Regions from separate parts of the Homo sapiens genome. Here region 2 is linked to region 1. The links are chromatin contacts, found by Hi-C or POLR2A ChIA-PET in ENCODE. All regions are on one chromosome and are shown on one strand. The core of a region is the stretch at or near the end of the contact, and the rest is flanking DNA. Distances in the headings are between cores, read along the strand shown.

Region 1 (4,972 bases), core at 1,715-4,214:
TTCAAGAAACAAGAAATACTACCGACCTTGTTGGTTTCACTGATGGTGTGTTTGAGGGCTGGTTTTATTCAGGGCCTGAGATGCAGTAAGTATTTCATAGTGGAGGCTTTATAAATGTGTCTGAATCAAGTATAAGAACAATCCTGGGTGGGAGCTACTATTTTTCTCTTCTTTAGATTGTGGAAAGTGAGGCTCAGAGTAGTTACTAATGTGGTCTGTAAGTACAGCAGCTGGTGTTCAAACTGGGTCTGGTTCAGGCTCACTTTTGAATCTTGTCTATCTCGCTAGACAGGACCAGGATTATCTCCCCAGCGTTCTACCACCTTCTCTGGCTTTCACGCTGTCAATGTTTGTGATACCAATTCCTCACGCTCCCTCCCTTTCACAGCTGCATCCACTCAAGACATTGCCCCTCCCCTCACCTGTGAACTTCCTTAACCTCTTGCTCCACCTCTCAACGACCCACAGAAGGGTCAGAGCATCCCAGGTATGCTTCAATTATGACTTGGCCTGACAGCCTCCCAAGGACGTTGTTAACCCTTTGACAACAAACACAATGTCTTACTTTGCAATCAAATTCATCAATGACTTTTGAATTTGAGTTTCTGTGTTTACCAAAGTTACACATCCACATAATTTGGAGAGTCAAATAGTCCACAAATGTTGTCCCTAATATGCTTGTGTTTCTGTTTTGATTTTTTAGTTTTAAGCATTAAATCTTGAATTCCCACCATGAAAGATGAGTTTAGCTTTTTCTTCTTGTGCCGTGGCCTCCCCTCATATACACACTCTTTCACTCCATATCCTCCCACTGTTATTATATACTAGTATCGCTTGTTCATCATTCTTTGTTTCCATATGAAAATATAAACTAGGTTTATAACTGTGCCCTGAAGTACAGTGTGATTGCCTTTACTTTCCTGGAGTTAGTAACTGTCTTATTTTTCCATTTGTTTTGTTTTTTATTATTGTTGGTTTTTGTTTGTTTGTTTTGAAATGGAGTCTTACTATGTTGCCCAGGCTGGAGTGCAGTGGCTTGATTTCGGCTCACTGCAACCTCTGCCTCCTGGGTTCAAGCAATTCTCCTGCCTCAGCCTCCCTAGTAACTGGGATTACAGGTGCCCACCCCCATGCCTGGCTAATTTTTGTATTTTTAATAGAGGTGGGGTTCCACCAAGTTGGCCAGGTTGGTTTTGAACTCCTGGCCTCAAGTGATCCACCCACCTCAGCCTCCCAAAGTGCTGAGATTACAGGCGTGAGTCCATTTGTTTTGTTTTCATTGTATTAAGTAATAATAAAGGTTCAAACTCTGCCAAAGTTCTAAATCTCCTCCTTGGTGATGTAGATGATCAGGTCTCCTATCGAATTTGTCTTTCTGCTGAAGCCTGTCCCAGGGCTGCGCCCTGCAGCATGTGGGCCAGCTGCCCTCCCTATGCACTGGGCATGTAGCCTTCCTCTGGAGAACCCTGCAGCCTCCCAGGCATTGCCTTCACCATCCTTCTGTGTTGGAGCTCCTGGCTTCCAAAGCCCTCGCCTTCCTCCTTCTTGGTTTACCTTCTTATTTGTGAGGAGCTCATTTTCCAGTAATGTCACAAGAAAGGGGCATATGGCCTTGTTTTTAAAATCTGGGTATCCCCAGCATGCTCAACAGATGTTTGCTAAATTAATGAAAGAATAAAAGCAGAAAGGACAACAAGGAAACATCAGCAGAGATAGATGGCATGATCACACATTGAGATTAAAAGGAAACAACACATTCTGATAATCTGATGTTTAGATAATTGACCTAAGCTTTTAATTTATGATTGACATCAGCAATAATAAAAGTTCATGAGAACACCTGGATTTAGAGAACTCATCTTTTCAAATGGCAGTCTGGCATAGGAAAGAATATCGGCCGTGAATGAGTTATTTAACCTTGCTGTGTCTTGGCTTCTTTGTTCATAAAAATAGGAATGCTAGCCGGGCACGGTGGCTCACGGCTGTAATTCTAGCACTTTGGGAAGCCAAGGCGGACGGATCACAAGGTCAGGAGTTCGAGACCAGCCTGGCCAACATGGTGAATCTCCGTCTCTACTAAAAATGCAAAAATTTGCCGGGCATGGTGGTGGGCACCTGTAATCCCAGCTACTCAGGAGACTGAGGCAGGAGAATCGCTTGAACCTGGAGGCAGAGGTTGCAGTGAGCTGTGATCGCGCCATTGCACTCCAGCCTGCGTGACAGGGAGACTCTCATCTTAAAAAAAAAAAAAATAGGGATGATAAGGTCTACTTATCAGGAAAACTGTTGCACTGGGTAAGAACTAAGGGTGGCTGAGCCCTTTCACAAGTCATCTTATGAAAATGACATTTAAATGGAATCAATTATATGCAAAATGGCACAGAGTTTAGCCTTTTGTAGCACTTGACAAATGGGATTGACTTCCCTTCTTTCTCCGCTTAAGAGTGCAGGACCTCTGAATTGCCAACTGTAACAGTTATTGATTATGTTGAAAAGGGTTATAAAAAGCTTAGTTTGGGATTCAGATGTGGTAGTGTGATAGTGGTGAGATGCCTTGTTTTAATCTTGACTCTCACCGTGATTTGTTATGTGTCCTCGGGCAAGTATCCTTCCTTTCTGAGCCTCTGGGCTTTCTTTGGGAAAATGCGGGGCTGGGCGGCTGGGGACTGAGGTCTGACTCTGTCAGGCTGTACCTTATTCTGTGAGTTGCCCTTCCAGAACCCAACAGACTCCACCCAGCTGCTGTGAGCACGGTTTGCCTTCAAAGTAGATGCTATCTCTGTCCCTGGCACCGGCCTTCTTAAGGCCCGGGGGCCCGAGGTTGACATCCTGTGAGGTCGCCTGGGAAGAAGCCCACATTACATTCTTCTGCAATGTAATGCAAAACAGATCCGGCCTAGGCTCCAGCCAGCACCAGGGAAGTGGACTTCATTGTAAAAGCCACCTTGTCAGCGTCAGGCCTGGGTGATTAATGACTCTTTAATCTCACAGCAGAATACCTGACAAAATACGCCTGGGCCAAAAAGGCAGAACAAACCTAATTAGCCTAGTTGACCCACTCACAAGGTGTGGGTTGCTAAGGATCCCAACAGCTTCGAAAGGAAGCCTCTCCCTGCCTGTCCCTTTTAGGTCTGTGAAAGAATCAAGTGGTCACAATGGGGAAGGGACTCCATTAAAAGGAGGGGGCTGGCCAATGAATAAACATGCAGGTTACCGTGTTGATATTTCGCTGAATGCTGTTCTGAAGTGGGGTGTTTGGGGCCTCGGAGGCCGGCGCCCCTGTATTGTGCTGGGGGAGGGACTGGCCATTTGAAGTCAAGGTGAGGACATACTGGGGCAGATGGAACCTGCTTTGTTTGTGAAAGAGTTTTTCTGCTATTTATGCTAATGAGTGGGAAACACTTCTAGAGCATTTCAGATGATTCTGTAATGAGGCCCGGCAGAATGTGCCAACATTGTTGGCCCAGGACAATTTCAAACTCCCACTCGCCACATTAGCAGCCCTTCTTTACATGAAGGCCCTTGGAGGGTGAAAGAGGACAATGCAGGAAGAGTGAAAACATCACAAAGAGGGGCTTTTGTTTCGCCTTCCTTTGAACCCTCTCAAAAGCCCAGTTTCAAGGGGTGTGTTGGGCCTGCCTTTCAACGTTACTGAACCCAGAATCCCCTGTTGTTTAGCAACATAGAAAGCTGACCTTAATTGACTCCACTTCTGAGCAGGCTTTGTAAATCACTCTGCCCCGGAGTGGAATTTCCTGATGGTGTCCGTGTGTGATATATAACGTTTGTACACAGGATACCAACGTGCCAATGCAATATACATGCCTTCATGTGTGCACAGTGATTTACAGCTTACAGCTCACTTTTACATGCATTCTCTCACAAGGACCCTACCTCTGGGTTAGGAATCATTATTCCCATTTTACCGATAAGAGAATTGAGACTCAGAGAAGTTAGGTGGCCTGCCCAGAGTCACCCATCAAGAAGGAATCAGAGCTGTGTCTGGAAGTTAGGTTTCCCTGACGCTCTGTTTCACTGCAGTTGTTCCAGGGGTTGTATTAAATAGACTGTGTAAATGTGTATTCGAGAGAGATGTCTTGAGCAATTAGTTTCTTTAAAGCATTGTTTTGTGGGTAAAGAAGAACATCGCTAGGTTATAACAACATTTTGGATTTCCCCTTTAATTTCTGGTCATAATAGCATTTTCTTGACAAGACTGCTTCCACTGCACTCTAGCTGTGCCTGGAGGATTTCTACTGTCCCCTTTCCCTTCCTTCCTCATCCTCAAGTCACGCAGCTATAGGCACGAGGCTCTCAGGTAGGGCAGTGCTGGGAGTTCCAGCTTCCCTCTGGGATTATGCTTCACGGAGCCTCATCAATTCTAGGGATATTGTGAGGAAGGTGCTCCACCCTGGAATTCGTCTAGAAGTTCAGCCTGGGGCCTGAGAGACACATCTGTACTCTTAAAGCCTCTAGACTAGGAATACTCTGTGCTGACTTTGCCATGTGACCGTGAAGTTCTGTTATAGAGGACTCTATGCTGAGAAGGGTCACGTGCTTGGCTTAATGCTCTTCTGTCACTGTCTTGACATTCTTGATAATTTCATCTTTGAACTTCTTTTTTGTAAGTGAAGCCCAGTGAGACAGTGGAGGAGAGGGGTCATGCCACTGCAGTTCCTCGCTATGCCATTCATACAGAGCATTCTCCATGCTCAGGAGTCCAGGAGTCCAGTGGGCCCATGATGCCCAGGAGCTCGTCGAGACTCAGGGAGGTAAGCACACTCTGCCCACACCTGAGTAAGCGGGCCCCTAGGGCCCTTAGAAGCCATGCACTCCTTGCAAACCAGTACAAAAGAATACAAAAGAGCCAGGCGCGGTGGCTCATGCCTGTAATCCCAGCACTTTGGGAGGCTGAGATGGGTGGATCGCCTGAGGTCAGGAGTTTGAGACCAGCCTGGCCAACATAGTGAAA
Region 2 (4,972 bases), core at 845-3,344, 37 kb before region 1:
TGCTCACTCTGAGGTGCGCGGCTATCCATGGGCCAGCCCCATGTAGCAGTGTGTTTCGGGTGCTGGTGCCACCCATTCCGTTCCTCTCCATGACAGGTCACTTGGTGCAGAGCGCCTTGATCTGCACAGTAGGACATGCTTTCCTGGCCTTGGACCTCCCAAAGTCTACCCGGTGCTTGTGCCCTCTCCTGGCATCTTCTGACCGGGTCCCCATGGGGTTTCGTGCTCATCCCTTCACTGGCTTGTGAATGTCCCCGGGGCAGGGGCAACATCCAACTGGTCTCTGACCACCGGTCCCCCCTCCCCCTCCCCACAGCACCCAGAACAAGGGCTCATTTGTGCACGGTAGATTCCCAGGAAAGGGTTCTTTTGGATCCATCTGAAGGCTGGAGGGACTTAGGGAGGGGTGGGACTCTGGGAATTCGGATGGCTGGAGGGAAGCTTGGAGGAGAAGGAGGAGGAGCTACTCCTCACCCAGAGTGGGGTGAAGGCCGAGCTCCTGTGAGGGACTGTGACAGGAATGGCAGGGCAACAAGGGGCAGTGGCGGAGCAGAGCTAGGAGAGTAGTTGCAGCCTCAGTGCCACGTCAGTCCAGCCCAAGGCCTCCTGGGCGGCCAGCTGACCAGGCCTCAGCGTCAGGCTTCCTGTGCAGCAAGGTGCCCAGAGCTGTGCAGGCTGGTGCTGACTGCTGTCCCCCACCCCACCACAGGGGCCCTGGGGAAAGGGTGCCTTGCTCCTTCTCTGCCCTGCTCTCCCCATATGGGTGTCTCTCATTCTTTTCATCATAGTAAGCAGCACGACTGCAAAGTGCTTTATGTCCCCTCCAGAAAGGCCATGAGCCAAAGGTTTGCTGTCTTCCTCACCATCACCACCACTGTCTTCCTCACGATCACGGCCACCATCCTGCTCGCCCTGTCCCACATCCGAACAAAGCTGCAGAGTGTACACCATGTTTCTTCATTATCCCATTTTGACGGTTGCAGCTGCCATTATTCACTCTTAACAGTTAAGGACACAGAGGTTCAGAGAGGTCGAGGGGCTAACTCATGTCACACAGCCCGACTTGAGGTGGAGGGAGGGAGGATGGATTAGGAAATCTGCTCTGGAATCCCTCTTAGAAAGTGTCAGCAGGGCACAAGTGGAGTCTGCGTGTGCACCTGTGTAAGTGTGTCTGTCCTGATTCTCTCTGTGCGCCCCTGTATCCTTCTATGTCCTGAGTGTGCCGTCTTGGGTGTGGATGTGTGGAGCTGTGCTGGGAGTATCCTCAGGGTCGAGTGTGTGTGCATATGGCCGGGTGCAGACACATGCGTGCACATGGATGCTCCACCCGCTTCTCAGATGTCTTGGCTGTGGGTTTGACAACTGAAACCCAGCTGTGCTCCGGCCGGGAAACATCCGCTGTGGAAACCTGGGAGGAGCTGACAGTCCCTAAAGAGGGGTTACACATGCTGCCAGCAAGCGCGCCTGGCCCACTGCCTAATTCCCTGCAAATGCTCTTTAAATCTGTTTCTAATTTGGACTCTGCCTTCCCCTGCCCCCACCCATCCCTTCCCACCCTCCCAACTTGCCTGAAACCAGTCAAATTATGCTGAATAATGGCTGCAGAGTGGGGGGAGAGTGCTCAAGGTCGCCGATGGGCTCTCGGAGGGTGTAATAATGTCACATTTTAATTTACGCAGGGAACGGTGCACGAATCAAAACCAATAAATAATTTGGGCTGCACCAGCAGCTGCAGCCAACAGTAACTCCTACAGGTCATGCCACTTCCCGGGGAGAAATCACTAACTGTCACACTCCAAAGTCCACTATGCTTGAGAAAACCCATGTGCCTAGGTACAGATGCAAAATACAGCATTTTCTCTCTGCAAGGGACCGTATTTGGAGACTTGCAGCATCAGCAAGAATCTGTCCAGTTGTCTGAGTATTACCCAGATGTTCTGGGTATTAAGATTCTAAAACAAAATATGCCTCTGTATATTTTGCTGCCCTGTGAAATACTCAGCTCCAGGCTGACCCAGATGCATGGGAAAGTGTATACAAAGCGGAGGGAGGAGTGTGGAAAGCAGGGCTTTATGTCCACATTGATGGCAGCTCTGAAAAGCCGACCTACATGCAGAGAAAGGCGGGAGGGGCTGCTGGGAGAAGTCTGCTGGAGCTTGTTCATGCTGAGAGGTTGGGGGTGTGATTTGAGGTACGGTTTTTTCAATAATTAATATGAAGGTAAAAAATGCATGCATTCTTTGAAGGCAGGGGCCTTGCTCTACTGACCCCTTTTGGTCCCTTGACGACCGATGAGTCAGGGTAAGGGAGCCCAAAAGTGGGGAGGTCTTGAGATGGTTCTCACCTGTGTGTTGTGGCTGGGTAACCTGGGAAGCCAGGAGGAGGACGAGCCTTAGGTTTTCACAGCATCTGGAGGCCTTTGCTGGGAGGTCCTGCCTGTGGTGTTCTGGTGAAAACCCCGTTCCTTCCCCCGAGTCTCCTGAGCATCTGCAATTGGTGTGTGCTCCAGGGGCTGCTGATGGGGCCTGGCATGCTGCCCACCTCTTAGCTGGCTCTGCAACTGCAGGAAGGTGGGGTTTGCAGCCCGCGGGGCCACTGCCTTGGAAGTTGTGCGGCTGTCAAGAGTCTGGAGCTGCAGCTTCTCCATCTGGCTGGAAAGGAAGCATGGGAAGAAGCTGCTGAGGTTGAATGGCACCCTGAGGATTTCACTCCCCTTTTCCTACCACACACCAGACCGGGGCCATCAGGTTGCCTGGGTAAGAAAGGCGCGGGGGGGCCCACACTTGTATTGTGCACCAGGGCCTGGCTCCTATTTCATCCTTCAAGGCGCTTCCCATTCATATCTTTTTCCATTTTCAAACTGTTGGCCCTGTATTTAGTTGTGTGTGATACTAAGGATGCTGCCTATGTCAAAAGCCTCATTTAACCCTCAGAACACACCTGCAAAGTAGAATAAACTATAAGAAACTAGAAGAGGGCTAGGTGTCCACTGCAAGGGTGTACTTCTCCTTCTTTTAGGGTTGAGTTCCTGCAAGGAAATAGCTGCTAATTTTCCCACCCCCTTACAGTTAAGTCCAGCCCTAGGATCGGGTTCTGCCCAGTGGAATGTGAGCAGTGCAGTGGGTTGCCCCACTCCAGAGCCTCCCACTAGAAACTTCCCAGGAAGCAGTCTCCAAGCTCCAACCCTTCCGCCTGGATGGAACAGGGGCAACCCCACCATGACCTTGGAAGCTACAAACTTAAAATGGCAGAGCATCTCTCGCCTTGGGGTTTTGAATGACTGTGTGGAGAAAGACTGCCCGGACAGCATGTTCTCTGCCCTGTCCTGAGCAAGAAAATGAACTTATACTCTATTGTTTCCCAGCCATTATGCTTTTTGGGGTTTGTTTGTTTTAGCAGTGAACTTATCCCTCAGTAATTGATTAGAAATTTTCATTCCTATTGTAGAAATGAGGAAATCGAGACTCAGAGAGGGAAATTCATGGCCCAAGGTCACATATTCGGTTAATAGCAGAGTCACGATGCCAGTCTACGCCTTCCTGGCTTCAAAGTCATGCTCTGGTTATGTGAGTTTCCCCAAGTGTGTTCCACAGAACACTGTTCAAACCACCGCCACCACCACATCACCCCCGCAGCTCCCATGCTCAAATAAGTTTGGGAAATGCCAACTTCGAGTCAACAGGTTTCTTTGCCGCAGTCCTTTCCAGCATGTCACCATGCTCATGATACCTGTGAATTACCACCAGGGCATCTAACATGAAGGATTTTTCCAAATTTGTGAGGCCACAGGGCCCCTTCTCCACAGAGCTGATTGTGAGACTGGCATGCTTAGAGCTCATCTTGGTAGAGGCTAAACTTCAATATGCTGCCTGATACGGGTTGAACTGTGTTACTCTCTCAACCCCCGAAAGGATTCATTGAAGTCCTAACCCCTGGGAGCTCGGCATGTGACCTAATTTGGATATAGGGTCTTTGCAGATTTAACCAAGTTAAAATTAGGCCCTTAGATGGGGCCTGCTTCAATATGACTGGTGTCCTTAGAACAGGGGAAATATAAACACAGAGACAAGCAGACACAGAAAGAGGATGACATGAAGACACCCAGGGACACACAGCAGATATGCCACGGGAAGAGGGAGGGCTGGAGTAGTGCATCTGTAAACCAAGGAATGTCAGAGATTGCCAGCAAACCCCAGAAACTAGAAGAGGCAAGGAAGGATTCTCTCCCGGAGCTTTCCGAGGGAGCACGGCCCTGCCAACACCTTGACTTTGGTCTTCTAACCTCCAACACATGAGAGCACACGTGTCTGTTGTTTAAGCCGCCCAGTGCATGGTAGTTTGTTATGGCACCCCTGGGAAATGCATACGCTCCCTCTGGCTCCTTTCAAAACCAGGAACCAAAGTTTCTGGGCAATGTTACCTTACCGAAAATCATCCAAATGACAAACTGTGGTGGCTTCGGTTTACTGACAAACAGATGAAGGAAAAGAGAGTCTGGAGGGACAAAGGGTAGCACCGCAGAGCAGCTCAGGGCTTCAGTTTTGGCGCCATGCCGGCTGCTGTGCACCCGGCTTTGGTTGCATCCTGGAGCGCAGTCCTCCACCGCTCTGGGCACAGTTGCCTTTTCTATAAGGGTGGGGCTAACACTCACTTCATAGGTTGAGGGGAGGGTTAAACAAATTAACATACACTAAATGTTTGGTCTAGTACCTGGAAGATACCCAGTATCCGTTCCTTTGAAATTTGCGCAAGCAGGATTGCAGACCTGCGCTTGAATCCAAACTCTGCTATTTATCAACAGTGTTGCTGTGGGCAATTTGCTCAGTCTTTCAAAGTCTGGATTTCACCATCTATACAAAGAGAAAATAATGCGTGTTGTTAAAAAATGGTTTTAAAACAAGTTAGAAATCGTGATTCTAAAATAGATAAAAATGAGCACGTTATCATTGTGAATGAGTGAACCAGCGATGTT

What was found. Hi-C counts contacts between places; a loop is a spot of excess contacts on that map. ChIA-PET counts read pairs that join two places held with the same protein, here RNA polymerase II (POLR2A). Pooled maps may share reads with other maps.
Region 2: a map of endothelial cell of hepatic sinusoid shows a loop between it and region 1 (4-fold over the local background). The contact joins the promoter of LINC02036 here to the enhancer-like site in region 1. A Hi-C loop is called at or near these places in 5 of 168 maps with a recorded cell type or tissue (CD4-positive, alpha-beta memory T cell, endothelial cell of hepatic sinusoid, endothelial cell of umbilical vein and 2 more) and 9 of 50 pooled maps. POLR2A ChIA-PET finds 5 or more read pairs at or near these places in 6 of 52 experiments (HEK293T, K562, OCI-LY7 and 3 more).

What each region holds. Positions count from the first base shown.
Region 1 is chr3:194,211,008-194,215,979 of GRCh38, reverse strand. All of the region lies in intron 1 of LINC02036 (long intergenic non-protein coding RNA 2036), which reads left to right. Among named protein-coding and RNA genes, the nearest start is that of LINC02037, 34 kb to the left of the region's middle. RefSeq lists enhancers at 935-1,738, 2,545-3,350, 3,351-4,156, 2,312-4,409 and a silencer at 3,446-3,740. Within about 2 kb of position 2,964, at least 2 of the 41 ENCODE cell types and tissues checked have a DNase peak (open chromatin) inside an H3K27ac peak, as active enhancers do; they include PC-9, where a contact is called at or near this core.
Region 2 is chr3:194,247,275-194,252,246 of GRCh38, reverse strand. It overlaps LINC02036 (long intergenic non-protein coding RNA 2036), which reads left to right and starts at 2,094. Exons shown (of 3, transcript NR_125403.1): 1 at 2,094-2,191. It overlaps LINC02037 (long intergenic non-protein coding RNA 2037), which reads right to left and starts at 4,599. Exons shown (of 4, transcript NR_125402.1): 1 at 4,426-4,599; 2 at 2,345-2,651.